2 separate regions of the Homo sapiens genome follow, and region 1 is linked to region 2. The links are chromatin contacts, found by Hi-C or POLR2A ChIA-PET in ENCODE. All regions are on one chromosome and are shown on one strand. The core of a region is the stretch at or near the end of the contact, and the rest is flanking DNA. Distances in the headings are between cores, read along the strand shown. Region 1 overlaps TCF12 (transcription factor 12). Region 2 overlaps TCF12 (transcription factor 12).

What was found. A loop is a pair of places that touch in the nucleus more often than their neighbours do. ChIA-PET counts read pairs that join two places held with the same protein, here RNA polymerase II (POLR2A). Pooled maps may share reads with other maps.
Region 1: a map of right lobe of liver shows a loop between it and region 2 (2.7-fold over the local background). The contact joins two enhancer-like sites. A Hi-C loop is called at or near these places in 7 of 168 maps with a recorded cell type or tissue (HAP-1, esophagus muscularis mucosa, motor neuron and 3 more), 3 of 37 single-sample maps with no recorded cell type and 7 of 50 pooled maps. POLR2A ChIA-PET finds 5 or more read pairs at or near these places in 3 of 52 experiments (A673, MCF 10A and OCI-LY7).

What each region holds. Positions count from the first base shown.
Region 1 is chr15:57,197,085-57,200,420 of GRCh38, forward strand. TCF12 (transcription factor 12) reads left to right here. Exons shown (of 21, transcript NM_207037.2): 8 at 689-741. Among named protein-coding and RNA genes, the nearest start is that of SNORD13D, 80 kb to the right of the region's middle. RefSeq lists enhancers at 785-1,454, 1,455-2,124, 2,125-2,794. Within about 2 kb of position 1,692, at least 2 of the 41 ENCODE cell types and tissues checked have a DNase peak (open chromatin) inside an H3K27ac peak, as active enhancers do; they include A673, where a contact is called at or near this core.
Region 2 is chr15:57,155,330-57,158,734 of GRCh38, forward strand. The region is part of intron 5 of TCF12 (transcription factor 12); the gene reads left to right. Among named protein-coding and RNA genes, the nearest start is that of SNORD13D, 120 kb to the right of the region's middle. Within about 2 kb of position 1,357, at least 3 of the 41 ENCODE cell types and tissues checked have a DNase peak (open chromatin) inside an H3K27ac peak, as active enhancers do; they include A673, where a contact is called at or near this core.

The DNA.
Region 1 (3,336 bases), core at 442-2,941, 42 kb after region 2:
ACACTAAGTGCCCCTCTGCAAATGAAACTGTAAAGTACCTAGTATAGTACCTGGCACAGAACAGCTTCTTTTTTTTTTTTTTTTTTTTTGAGACAGAGGTTCTCTCTTGTTACCCAGGCTGGAGTACAGTAGTGCCATCTTGGCTCACTGCAACCTCCATCTCCCGGGTTCAAGTGATTCTCCTGCCTCAACCTCCCGAGTCGCTGGGATTACAGGCGCCCGCCACCACGGCCAGTTAATTTTTTTGTATTTTTAGTAGAGATGGGTTTCACCATGTTGGCCAGGCTGGTCTCAAACTCCTGACCTCAGGTGATCCGCCCACCTTGGCTTCCCAAAGTGCTGGGATTACAGGCCTGAGCCACCACATCCGGCCGAACAGTTTCTTAAGAAATGTTCATTCCCTTCCCTCATACTAGTTTGTTGTTTTCTTTCTTGTATTGGTTCATTTGCTGTCATCTTCCCAAATTTATGGGATATGTATTTTCAGAATGTATCACTTTTTTAGGAGAACCTGTTTTTCACTGGGACTAGTTAAAAGGAATGAAGCCCTCATTACTGTATTTTGCTGCTTACTCCCAAATATTGGAAAACAAGAAAGACGCTAGGGGAAAAGTTATTCTGTTAATTTGAAGTCTTGATTTTTTTCTGGTATATTATGCTGAAGAAATGTATTGTTTTCCATCTGCAGATCCCTTGCAAGCAAAAAAAGTCAGAAAGGTGCCTCCTGGTTTGCCTTCTTCTGTAAGTACCTATCTTTTTTTAACTTGATGGTAAACAAACTGATTTCAAGTGTTCCGTATTACCTTGCTACAAGGGTACATTCGATTGATGCGAGTGGGCATACTTTACATAGTAATTGTTCAGTGCTTAACAAAATCATTGATTGAGGTAAATCCACATTTAATGTTTGGTTTTTAGATTTCTCTGCAATGATTTGTAGCTTACTCATATGCTCTTACTCCTTGTCCCTGTCATTTGAATTCCCCTCTTGGGAAGAGGACTAGGCCAGTAGCTGTCAAAGATGATCTCCTATGCAGGTCTTTTGATGTTTAATTAGTCATTATGTTGCTGAACAGGAGGACAGACAGAGATTAATAGCTGAAAATCTTAGAAATTTACATTTGTAATAATCCCAATGGAGCTAAAGACATTAAGATTCGGAGTACATGTTTGGCTCAGCTTGCCTCAGTAGGACTGAGGTTATTAATATGCATAAATCACCAAGTCAGATGTTCATTGTGAAGCCCTTGTGGGTTTTAAAGCCTTCATTAAGCCTTTCCTAACTTCAGCCTAGCATCAGGAAAGCTTTCAAGCAACTAGTTTGTTGATCCCTCTTTGCTCAAAAATGTATCCTTTGAGAATAAAGGGCTTTGATGAAGAAGGTTGGAAAGGTTTGGTGGAACAATCATTAATGGCCATGATAATCTAATACTGTAGGGGCGACTGTGCTATTAAATATACTTTATTCTTTAAAGGAGTAAAAGTACTTGTAAAGGAACCTGCATCGTAAATCTACCTACAATTTTTAAATCTCTGGTGCAAAAAACGGAAGTTTTTTTTTCTTCTCCCTTTGCTTAGAAGAAATGGTGAGTGAGGCTGTTTGATTGAGGCCCCAGTGCCTTGTAGGGTACATCTTTTTGTTGTGTAAATGGATGTTGGGCTTTTATTTGGCAGTACTTAACCCATGGGCGCAGGTGCCGCCAGATGAGTCAGCTCATCGAAGTATAGACTGAATGGAATATCCGGCTTGGCAAGTAGTAATCTAGAAGGAGCAGCATGGGTCTGAGCTTTTTAGTTTTTATTAAGGCTGAAGTAGAGATACAATCTTTTTGGTTGTCTGCCTTCCTTCTTTTCTGTGTTATTCCCCTGCCTTCTCTACCGTGTGATACATGAAAAGTCGAATTTGAAATCCTCTCTGTAACTCAGTTCCAGATGGATCTGAGTTTTATGCAGCCTAGGGCAGCTGTGCTCTGAACCTGCAGCCTACCTGGAAGGTTGGCTTGCAGCTGCAGGCATTCTTAAAAGCTTTTGCTTGCATAAGCACTTGGGCCCACTAGAGACTGCTTGATAAACAAAATGAACACAATGCCTCAAATCGTTATTCCCGAAGACAGGAATTTTTTTTCAGCAGCAGCTAAAAATAGTTGGCAATTTACATTTTAACAGTTGTGTGCTATGCAGGGGTAGGTGGTTCAACAGCATAACAGATGATTTCTGTTAAATTAACAGAAATCATATTAAAACTGACAGTACTGCTAAAACATGTAGCAGTGCAATTTTCTTGTAATTTATTACTGTAATTCAATGAGAGTAATAAAAGTTAAATTACACATTAATATTTAGTAGAACTATACAGGTTAAAAAAACAGATTAGTGAATGAAAAATTCATCTCATTTCTTAACCTGACATTAAGAAACAGTGTATGTTCAGTGTTCCATAGTTCTTTGATTTTAAAAGCAGTAGGCAAAATGGACAGAACAGTCTGGAAGGAGAGTAGACACTGGAGGTCACCAGCATTTCTTACATTCGTAATCGTAATAACATTCATTACTTGGAGGTAGTAGTTCTCTGTATTGTCTCAGGTATCTGGAACAAGTCACTGAATTCTGATGAAACTTGATTTCTTTGAGAACCATTAGGAAATTTTGCAGGCCAAGCCTACTTATATATTGTATTTTACTAGCTATATTAGTATATATTAAATGTTATTAAGGATGTATAAATAACACATTCATTTTAATTAACTGAAAGTATGTTTTAGATAAAATGCTGTGTTGAAACCTCAGGGTCTTTTTGTTTTATTTTGGTTTTTTTGAGGCAGGATCTCACTCTGTCACACAGGCTGGAGTGCAGTGACACAGTCACTGCAAACTACAGCCTTAACCTCCTTGGCTCAAGCGACCCTTCCACCTCATCCTCCCAAGTAGCTGGGACTACAGGGACAGGCCACCACGGCTGGCTTTTTTTTTTTTTTTTGTAGAGACGAGGAGGTCTCTGTCCAGGCCAGGATGGTCTTGAACTCCTGGGCTCTGTGCTTCTCCTGCCACAGCCTCTCAAAGTGCTGGGATTGTAGGTGCGAGCCACCACACCCGGCTGAAATCTCAAGTATTTAAAAAAGAAAACAGAAAAACCTTAAAGACAGATATTTTTCCCACTTCTAGGATTAACTGAAAAGATTTTAAAAGAAAATACTTTAATAAATAATGACAAAATATGTCCTAAGAACACTTAAGGTTATACTGTTTACCTTCTCAGGATCTAAAATAGAATTTTAAGTTGTGATTTCCTATTTCAGAGCTTTTATTGAAAAATATGCAAACTATAAACTTTTGACA
Region 2 (3,405 bases), core at 107-2,606:
GTTATGCCTTACTCACAAATCAACTTTGGATTATGACCCATCAAGAAGTTGAGACTGGCCTTTACCTATTTTCAAACTCAAACATAGGATGGCAGTAAATTGCAATACTGGAGACAGCTCAATGAAAATTGAACATGTCATATTTTGTCCTCATGTAGCAAGAACCATATTTAAGTCTTAGCAGGCCAGGCATGGTGGCTCACCCCTGTAATCCCATCACTTTGAGAGACTGAGGTGGGAGGCTGACTTGAGGCCAGGAGTTCAAGACCAGCCTGGGCAACATAAGAGACCCCCATCTCTACAAAAATGTTGTAAAATTAACCTATGTGGGTGTGTGTGCCTGTAGTCCTAGCTACTTGGAAGGCTGAAGCAGGAGGATTGAACCCAAGAGTTCAAGGCTATCGAGCGCCACTGCATTCCAGCCTGGACAACAGATCAAGACCCTGTCATTCATAAATAAATGAGAACATAAAACACATGCATACAGTCTTAGTAGAACCTAAATGGGATTTAAGGCTCTCTTCTGGGCTTTCTCCATGTGTTTCAACAAAATGAAATAGTTACCATTTGATGGCTATTTATGTATTTTCTTTATACACAAAGTGTACAAAATGTGCTTCATTTCTATATTACATAGGTAGAGGCTGTTGAGTCTCAGTAAAAAATTTCATTGACATTTTGTTTTTCTTAATCTGAATAGGATTAAGTCTTGGTAATTTTAAATATACTGACTTCAGTTTGCTGTATTCAGCAAATATATTCACAGCTAAATGTCTCAAAATGTATTAAACAAGTGTTTACACTTTGGTTTTATAACTGTACATCATCTTTATTACAAAAATCCCTATATTTTTAGCAGCTTATCCTTTTTACTATGTGCAGTGTCCAAATTAATGTTCCACCAGAAGGGTATGTCTTATTAATAGCGAAGAGTTGATGAGCATATCAATTTCATGGGACATTAAAAGAAATCATTTAATCCACACTTGCCCCACCTCACTCTATTTTTTAGGTAAAAAAAACTGAGGTCTAGAGAGGTTTAATGACTTATGTATCTCACATAGCTAGTTCACATCAGAGACAGAAATAGATCCTCTTGACTCTTATTTCCATGTTTGTTTCATTCCGTTGGCCTGTTTATGACCAAATAGTTGATGAATGGTAGCAGTTCCATTGACTAGTTTCTTTCCTTCTCTTCCAGTTCTTGCTGTCAGGGGAACTGGCTAATTAACAATCATTTATTATACACTATTTTAGAGCACAGTTCTCTTAAGCTGTCTCTCTGCCTTCATATGGCTTTATGCCATAGATGGAGGCTTGGAGTAGAATCTGTCCCTGGCACGCAAACAACACAAGTCTGGAATTCCAGACCAGTGTTCTCTGAACAAGTGGCATCTGCCTTCTGGTCCCTGGGTGCCATAAAAAACAGAGTTAAACACTGACCTTGCCTGGTAAGGTCATGGTCTAAATTAAATAGTCAAAATACAAAAAAGATGTGAGGTAATAATGGGATTTAGCAACAGTGAGCCTAATGTTCTGCTTATCATTGTATAATGCAAGAAATTTCTTAGACGAGCATTGATACAAGGATTTGGTGGAAACAGAGTCAGTGTGTCAGAAGGAGTAAATTATTTAAGAGTGTGAATACTGAGATACATTAATGTCAGGAAGGAAATGAGATGCCAAAAGTAGATGTATTTGATAATTTGTTCCCTCTATCTTCCCCCAAATTATTTGGTGATGTGATTGTTACTTGACTTTCTTTTTCTTTGTTTTGGAGTAAGTGGAGTAAATAGGGTTAAGGCATTGAATGATTATCTCAGTTTATGTAGTCCTTAGAAAGTTGTAAACCATTAAATTATTTTAAATCGTTTTTTAAGAATGAGATAAACATTAAGACACCAAGGTGACTTGATTATTTTTAAAGAGTACACATTCATGATGGGTTTTTTTTTTTCCTGAAAAACAGCTCCCCTAGTTCTGTAATCTTTTGACTTGCTGTAAAAAATGAAAATGTCTTTATTTCTAAATTCTAAACAACATGTGGTTGGGGAAATGTGGTGACATTAAGAAAAATACTCATATTCTGAACTTTAGGCAAAGCAACAGTGCAATACAGATGTAAATTATGTTATCAAGGACAATTTAGAATATACAACTGTTAAGAAAAGTGATTCCAAAGTGGAAATTAGATTTTGAGCTACCTTTAATTATAGTTTACTTCTTTTTTTTTTTTTTTTCCTTTTTTGAGTCGGAGTCTTGCTATGTCACCACCCAGGCTGGAGTACAATGGCTCGATCTAGGCTCACTGCAACCTCCACCTTCTGGGTTCAAGAGAGTCTCCTGCCTCAGCCTCCCGAGTAGCTGGGACCACAGTTGTGCACCACTACACCGAGCTAATTTTTGTATTTTTAGTAGAGATGGGGTTTCACTATGTTGGCTAGGCTGGTCTTGAACTCCTGACCTCAGGTGATCCGCCCACTTTAGACTCCCAAAGTGCTGGGATTACAGGCATTAGCCACCGTGCCAGGCCCAGAATGTTCTGGTCAGTGACTGAAATTGATCAAAATGTATTTATGTAATTCTTCCCCGTTCATTCATTTAGAATTTTTTACTACCCACCCACCTCACCCTCTCAAATTGAATTGTGCATTTTAATGTTCTCTTCTGGCCATTCTAATGATGGAAATGTAAACTGTTTTCTATAAACCTTCTCATCCTCACCTATTTATATTTAATTTGCAAATCTGATGTTAAGGGGAGAGAAGTGGAGAGCATGAGGAAGGGTAGTTGAGTTGGTGAATGTTTTGCATCCTAGAATACTTCATCACAGATGTTAAAGTCTCAGAAAGTCGTTTCTTTTTTTTTTTTTTCTTTGAGACAGTATCTCACTCTGTTGCTTAGGCTGGAATTCAGTGGACTCACTGCAGCCTCGACTTCCTGGGCTCAGGTGATTCTCCCATCTCAGCCCCCCTGGTAGCTGGGACTACAGGTGTGTACCACCATGCCCAGATGATTTTTTGTATTTTTTGTAGAGTTGGGTTTTTGCCATGTTGCCCAGGCTGGTCTCGAACTCCTGGGCTCAAGTGATCCACAGCCTCAGCCTCTCAAAGTGCTGGGATTACAGATATGAGCCAGTGCACCCAGCCTAGAAAGTCATTTATAAAGCCTATTCAAATTGCCCAGGTCTGACTGTGTGCTTTTATCAGGGTAATAGGATGCTCCATTGGCATTTTAGCACTTCTGCCAGAATTATTGATTGGGAAGCTGCTTACAGTTCTGATGCACATCACAGGAAGCTGGTGCAAAATTAAGATGGCATATGTGATGAGATAAAGGCTGGGTTAGAAAAGTGATTACAACTGGGAACTTGCTAATCACTGACCTCTATAGGGATCCTGTGGT